Regions from separate parts of the Homo sapiens genome. Here all the other regions are linked to region 3. Evidence: chromatin loops called from intact Hi-C (ENCODE). Cell type or tissue: mammary epithelial cell. All regions are shown on one strand.

The links. Peaks named below come from ENCODE experiments on the same cell type or tissue, not always from the same donor. Only the 100,000 strongest peaks of a DNase experiment are listed, where the experiment ranks them.
Region 1: a loop joins it to region 3, with 5 times the contacts of the local background. A loop is called at or near these places in 17 of 110 quality-filtered maps.
Region 2: it touches region 3 in a loop (8-fold over the local background); 2 of 110 quality-filtered maps call a loop at or near these places.

The regions. Positions count from the first base shown.
Region 1 is chr9:36,247,281-36,249,780 of GRCh38, forward strand. It overlaps GNE (glucosamine (UDP-N-acetyl)-2-epimerase/N-acetylmannosamine kinase), which reads right to left. Exons shown (of 12, transcript NM_005476.7): 2 at 1,912-2,117. The coding sequence starts at 2,075. Among named protein-coding and RNA genes, the nearest start is that of GNE, 9.9 kb to the right of the region's middle. In mammary epithelial cell, a CTCF peak has its summit at 950; no DNase peak of the experiment used is centred here.
Region 2 is chr9:36,336,153-36,338,652 of GRCh38, forward strand. It overlaps RNF38 (ring finger protein 38), which reads right to left. Exons shown (of 12, transcript NM_022781.5): 12 at 248-2,500. Among named protein-coding and RNA genes, the nearest start is that of RNF38, 63 kb to the right of the region's middle. In mammary epithelial cell, no CTCF peak of the experiment used is centred here; a DNase peak (open chromatin) is centred at 1,059; H3K27ac peaks cover 1,521 bases.
Region 3 is chr9:36,399,433-36,401,932 of GRCh38, forward strand. It overlaps RNF38 (ring finger protein 38), which reads right to left and starts at 837. Exons shown (of 12, transcript NM_022781.5): 1 at 665-837. The coding sequence starts at 676. LOC124902152 (a long non-coding RNA gene) reads right to left here. Exons shown (of 2, transcript XR_007061475.1): 1 at 2,462-2,500; 2 at 2,033-2,153. RefSeq lists an enhancer at 797-866 and silencers at 1,077-1,406, 1,437-1,896. In mammary epithelial cell, no CTCF peak of the experiment used is centred here; DNase peaks (open chromatin) are centred at 1,079 and 1,499; H3K4me3 peaks cover 2,141 bases; H3K27ac peaks cover 2,001 bases.

The DNA of each region.
Region 1 (2,500 bases), 150 kb before region 3:
TCTTGACCTCGTGATCCGCCCGCCTCGTCCTCCCAAAGTGCTGGGATTACAGGTGTGAGCCACCGTGCCTGGCCAAACCTTTTTTCTTTAAGAAAACATTTCATGGTGAAAAGTCTCTCACTTTTGTCTCCCAGTCATCCAATTCTTCTCCCAAGAAGCAACCAATTTCTTGTGTTAGAATGTACCTTAAACATGCATTTTCATTAAGTACTAGTCAAATTTCCTATTTAACGGTCTCATCAGATAAACACTATTCTTCCACCCTTGGTAACTGTGGTAGGCAGATAAAAAACCTACTACCATTTCCCTGAGAGCCTCTCTTCCACTAGTCTTCCTGTCAAAGCTTTCTCAGAGCAGTAAAAGAACCCACTCAAACTTTCATCTCAGGCTCTAGCTAAAATTTCTGTTCTACTGAGAGGATGCTCCTAAATAGCCAGAATTCATTTTATATTAAAAAAAAATCTGGACGGACGCAGTGGCTCACACCTGTAATCCCAGCACTTTGGGAGGCGGAGGCAGGTGGATCACCTGAGGTTGGGAGTTTGAGACCAGCCTGACCAACATGGAGAAACCCCGTCTCTACTAAAAATACAAAATTAGCCGGGCATGGTGGCGCATGCCTGTAATCCCAGCTACTCGGAAGGCTAAGGCAGGAGAATCACTTGAACCCGGGAGGTGGAAGTTGCAGTGAGCCGAGATCACGCCACTGCACTCCAGCCTGGGCAACAAGAGCAAAACTCCGTCTCAAAAAAAAAAAAAAAAAAAAAAATCTGTGGATCCCTGAGCTATCCATTAAGTTTCTTCTCTACTCTTTAAGTATTTCCTAGTAGCGAATTCCCACCTTGTTTTTAAAGAATAGTCTGAAAAGGACAATTTTATTTTAACGCAAGGTTCTTTCAGATACAGTATTGTATTTGTGATCCTCTTTGGAGACTGCATTAATATATTCATGCCACAAGGGTGCACTAAATGACTTTTTATTACATACATCAAGATGTATGTAATACGCCTTGTTCTCTCAGATTATTCAACCTTTGCTTTTTTTTTTTTTGAGACGGAGTCTCACTCTTGTTGCCCAGGCTGGAGTGCAGTGGTGTGATCTCAGCTCATTGCAACCTCCGCCTCCCGGGTTCAAGTGATTCTCCTGCCTCAGCCTCCCGAGTAGCTAGGACTACGGGCATGCGCCACCACAACTGGCTAATTTTTTTTTTTTTTGTATTTTTCGTAGAGATAGGGTTTCACCATGTTGGCCAGGCTGGTCTCAAATTCCTGACCTCAGGTGATCCACCCACCTCAGCCCCCCAGAGTGCTGGGATTATAGGCATGTGCCACCGTGCCCGGCCCAACTTTCACTTTTTAAATGTAGCCTGTGATTAATAACAAACCTAATGTCAGCAAAATAAATGTCAATGGTGACAGTAATGTAACTCTCTACTTTACCTTGCAGATTAGATTTTTAAAATCTTGTTCCATATCTACTACTTTATATGCTGTTGGCCTATAAACCAGTTTTAAAGATTGCCATTACAGCTCACAAAACAGTTTACATGGAATCACATTATTATACTCATACAATATGTATTTATAAGTGGCATTTGTTTGAATGTAACAACTAATAACAAACAGTAATATTATTTATAGCTACCATTTATCAATCATCTACTAAGCGGCATCATTGTGATGGATGCTCTATATCATGATCTCCATTCCTCACAATAATTTACAATATAAGTTTTCACTACATTATATAATGAGGAAACTGAGGCTCAGAGATGCTAAGTGACTACTCTAAGGCCACATAAAAACTAAGCAGCAGAACAGGAATTTGAAGCTGGGCCCATATGGCTACAAAACCCAAGCTCCTTCTAGCACACTGTTGCAATGAAGAATAAGAAAATGCTTTCATCTTACCCATAGTCATCTATCAGGTGAGAGCCAAGTACCACAACATCAAGTTCAAAGAACTCAGGTTCGGTTTTAATGCCAAACATGATCGGGGCAAGTTTAGAATAATCTGCACGGTTACAAGTAGCAACACAAACCCGCAGCTTTCGGTTATTTCCATTCTTCTCCATGATTTGCTTGTTTCGTTTTGAGAGGTTCTTAAAATAGAGTTCCTGAAATTGCCAAAATAAAAACTTTATAATCAGAATAACTCCTAGATATAACTAAACTTTAAACTTCTCTAAATCAGAAATAGAAATTTTCAGTTTCAAGTCCTTAACCACTATTTAGTACAGTGATTCTTAATCTTTTTTTGCACCTCCACTTATGTGTGACTCTCCCATTGGTATATCCAGAGTTAAGAAACTCCAAGGCTGGGAGTGGTGGCTTACGCCTGTAATCCCAGCACTTTGGGAGGCCGAGGTGGGCAGATCACGAGGTCAGGAGATCAAGACCATCCTGGCTAACGTGGTGAAACCCCGTCTCTACTAAAAAATACAAAAAAAAAAATTAGCTGGGCGTGGTGGCGGGTACCTGTAGTCCCAGCTACTCGGGA
Region 2 (2,500 bases), 63 kb before region 3:
GTCTCAAAAAAAAAAAAAAAAAAAAATATATATATATATATATATATAAAATATATAAATATGTACCATATGTTACAACGCTAGTTACTTTTGCATTTCTAAGTTGTTTACACAAATGCAGAAATACAGAATCTGGCAGCCAGTAATTCAACCCAGCTCTATCTTCCTGCTGCTATCTATCTCTCCATCCCCATGCATATACAACCCTTCCCCATCCCTAACACAGTGACATGAAACACAACAGATGTTTTAAGTGTACATCATACATTTATTACCAACAACCCTCTCAACTCCAAAATTGGGCACAGGGATTAAAAATAAAAATTCATTGCACTACTTAGTAAAGCATTACTAGTAACTTTCATAAAAAATGTACAAACTTTGTTAAAAATTTATCAAGCCTTCAAATGATTTGGTTACAGATATTTATAATACATACATTTAAAACTATATGTTAACTGATACAATGGAATATGATTTGAGAAAATGACTCAGCAAATGATTCCAAAAAACACCCCTGTGAGCTTTCACAATCTGAAACGGCAAAATGAGGTAACCAAATGTACCAACAGGGGGACAAACAAACAGCTTTCTAATGAAAAGGCCCAAAGATAATCTGTGAAAAATATTCTCACAAGTGAGTCGGTAGATCTCATTCAAAATTATTCTAAGAGGCCCAAATTTAAGAATCTTAACAAATCACATTTCAGATAGTATATAAAATCTAAATATGCTTTCACATTTTCCAGATTTTGCTCAAAAAATTAAGGACAGAAAATCCTAATATGAGATCTTGATACCTGGAGGCCTTATTTTTTTGAGGGGCTGGGGGTTAAAAAAACACCAAAGATGACAATTCATGCCAAAAAACAAACAAGAACCCACAAAAAACCCACAGCTGAGTTAAGATGGTAAAGCCAATATTATTTTAGGAGGAAAGAGGACGAAGGCCAATGAACCAACATCTGCCTGCTATCTGGTGCATCACCCAAGGTGACCAATGGCTGGGCACAAATAAACTTCTCTTTTGCTAGCCACAGAGTTGCTCACTGTGGCAAGCCTGAGCTGGTCAGAACACCTGTGTGTGTGTTCCTGATACACACTAACCACAATAAGCAAGTCTGCACACATCTCTATGAGCCCCATGCAAAGACAAGACATTCCCAAAGATCAGTCACTAGAGTGCAACAACGAAATTCAAGATTTGACCAAAACAGACCCTGCTGCCTCCTAAATTGCCAATTGCCTCTCAAAAACTTACAGAAAAAGGGACATTATAAGAATTCATAGAGGGAGAGAAGAAAAAGCTGCTACTCCTAGTCATTAGTACAATGTGCTGTGTTAATTAGATACCTCTATATAAATTAGAAAAAGTGCTTTACTTGCATGCTTCAATAAAATGAATACTGAGTGTCGTAGTGTTAGATCTGTACAGATATAAATTTTTTGCAGCTATATAAAAGTGTATAAGATGGGCTTTTGCCATTTTAAACATGATTTTTTTTCATTAAAAAAGATTAAACTATATGTGATTTGTATGTAGCTGATTATTATGCCAAGAATTTTGGTCTTTAACACACTTTTTATTCATCAGGAACAGGTGAGGGATATCCTAATGATTTAAAAGTAACATGTGCATTAACCATGTGCATTTTTACCACTATTTAGAAGTATTTCTGATGCACTGACAACCCTAGGGGCAAACACAGTATGCAAAACCCTACTTGTAGGACTAGATAGAGGCAACAATGTCTCGCAAAGGGCAAAATTGTGCTTCTGTGAATTGACTTTACTTAACTCTAGGCTGTGATGAGCTTATAGACACTTCAAGGGAGGGCAAGCAGCATGGCAGTAACAAGTAGTTAACACTGAATGGAAAACTGACACAGAGCCAACTGAAAGTTGAGTGGGGCTGGCAGCAAGTTATCACAGTCCTGACTGGAATAATGCAGCTTGTGCTATTGCAAACAAAGCAATTACATCAACTGCAGGAAGAGGCAGACAATGTTGAATACACTAAAAGAATGAGAAAGTAATTTAAACATTGCTGGAAAAATGACTTTAAAGTGAATTATGCTCAAAGAACTTACTAAAAAAAACCCCATACAGCTATGTATTACATCAACTAAATGAAGGTCAACTCCTGTTTAACAGCATTATTTTTTTATACAAAAACCAAATCTTCATTTATACTGCAAGTATTCTGGACACCTGTTGTATTAAACTTTTCTCATTCAAACAAAAATTAAAAGGAAAGGCAGTAAAATATCAAAACAAATCAGGTCTAAGGAACATGAGCTGTAACAGCACTTGATCCATCCTGAAACCAGGGTTTCGATGAGAAGCACGTGTGATGAAGGAAGAACTAGACAACTTTCAGAATTGGAGTCTGGCAAGTGAATTAATATGAACAGAAATAGAGTTTTCTTAAAACAATTGAGTTGCCCACAGGAGCTTGAACACAGAACACATATGAGAAGTCAAGCTGAATTAACAGGTT
Region 3 (2,500 bases):
GAACAATGTATGATTAGCAGGTTTGCAAAAGGTGAAATATACCATATTATAAATATATATAATATATTATATAATACCATATTATAAATAAATATATTATAAATATATATTTATAAACCCCAGAGAAAGGAGTATCTGAAGTGACACAATTCCCAGGTAAACTTCCAGTCAGAAATTTCATCTTTTTATTCCAAGTGTGTCCCAGCTTCCCACACCTGATCTGACATCTATATGTATGTGGTTTCGTATTATCTCTACAAAAGTTCTATTTCTTCCATTAGACGGTGTTCCCTGAAGATAGGAACAATTTTACTTCGATTCCAACTGTCCCTATAAAAGGGAATTTTTTTTAAAGCCTACATACAAGGTTTGTTTGCTATTGAAAAAAATTTACGGTAAATTTTCAAGTATAACAACACTCGCAATCAAGGCCAAACAGAATACAGCAGACTTGCAACTCTAAGGTAACAACTGTATTATGAGCTTTGTATACATTTAAGTTTTCATACGTTAAGTCCACCGCTTAAGAAAAAAGAAATGGCAATTCATATAATGGTGGCAATAATTACATGTGTGTGTTTCTACTTACGGTAGAATTAGCATACCCAACTTTTACTGAATAATAGCATATATCATTTTTGCAACACAAAGAAAAATACTTTACCTTACAAGCCATACAGACGTAAACAAAAACTTTATTTCTTTTTGGACCTCAATAACCTGAAACACTCCCGTTTCAAAAACCAACCTCTCTCACGCTTCAACCCTGAAAGGAAGAACTTGCATCCCCTGAGAACAAAACGCAGCCTATCCAGAAACCCACGGAAGCAGAAGGACGCCAGAGAGGACCCTTTCGACCGGGTTCCGCGTTCTCCTGGGTGACATCATTTCACCTGCGTCTCGGCAAAAAGGGAGGGAGCGAGAGAGCGAGGCCATCTGCCGGGCAGCGGGCCGGCGGCTCCGCGAGCTGAGACCGCGCCTCCTCGCCACCGCGGGAACAAAGAGCGCCGGGCGGCCGAGGCAAACCTTAGCCCAAGACTCGGGCGCGGCCCCGCAGGCTCTCAACGGCCCGCAGCCCGTCCCGCCCTCGCGCTGCAGCCAACGGCCGCGGCGGCCAGTACCTGCGAGGGGAGGCTCCGCCCTGCCGGGCAGCTCCCGCGGATCCTCGCTGGGCCGCCGCCTCCTATTGTGACTGCTCGCCCAGCCCGCGGCCAGCTCGCCAGATCCGCCGTCCGCGGGCCTCCTCACCCCCGGAACCCCGGCTCCAACTTAGGCACTGTCACTGCGCTTCCTTCCTCCCGGCACCATCACACGGGCCGCGCCAGGAAACGACGGCTGCACGCCCAGAGATGACAGAGTCGCCTAACGCCTCGGAGGCTCCATCCTCTCCGCCCCCACGCCCCAACCGACCGGGCCTCGGCCCCGTCCCGCAACACCGCACTAGGGGCCCGGCCCGGCCACGCCCCTCCCCGCCCCGCCGCGCCCCGCCGCACCCCGCCTCACCCCGCCTCGGCGATCACAGACCCGGGCTCCCTATGCGCCGGCGCACTGGCCTCCGCTGCGCGCGCAGGCGACTCCCCTCGCCGCTAGGCCGCGACACGCGCGGTCCTCCCACTTCTTGGGTCCGGGTCGCCCGTCCCACCCCGTCCCCTCGCCAGCACAAACCTAGCGAGCCCAGCGCGCCAGACCACCGGAGCGCTCCTCCCTTTTCCCCCAGGCTCCGCACCGCGCGCCGAACCCCCTTTGTTTCCACCCCGAGGGGGAAGGGGGCGGGGCGGGGCGGGGCGGGGCTGCGCGCGGCCCGGCGCACGACTCGGACCAGTTCCGGCAACAGAGCTCCGCGCGCAGCACCACTGCGCAGCCCCGCCCCAGCCCGCCCCCCGCTGCCCTGCGGACCGCAGGGCCCTGTTCCAATTCCTATAGATTTTCTCTTAGTAAATTGTTGCTACTGTTCCGTGCCTCCTACCTACAAAACTCCGCAATCAAACAGTAACTGACCTCACGTAGTTCTTACAGCATAAATGCATTCACGTGGCCCGAAAAGTAAGAATTTTTATTGCAGTACACAAAGGTGTCTCTCAATGCAGCAAGCCAACAGGTTCGAACCCAACTTGTCCGAGGCTTCCTTAAGTGTGACAGTTGCTCAGATGTCGCTTGGGGAGGGGAAATAAGAACAAAGATTGAAGCCGGCTTGGCTCCTGTCCTGATAATCACGATACAAGAGAGAAAATAAAAATTTCCACAAAAGCACAATCCATACAAGGAAAAAATAGTAAAGTGGTATCAGACTTAAGGAGAGAGGGCAGTCAAGAGGACATCATGGAAGGGGTGGACTTTTTAAAGCAGAAATTAGATGTTTCCCGCAAGGATGGTGATCATATTTTAGGGTGGTAGAGTAAAATTATTAAGGACCAGTCAACAGAAAACTCGGGTTTTCAAGTTCTAGTTCTTTTGGCATTACTTAAACCAGTCTCTCTTTCCCTCTCTGGGCCTCAGCTGC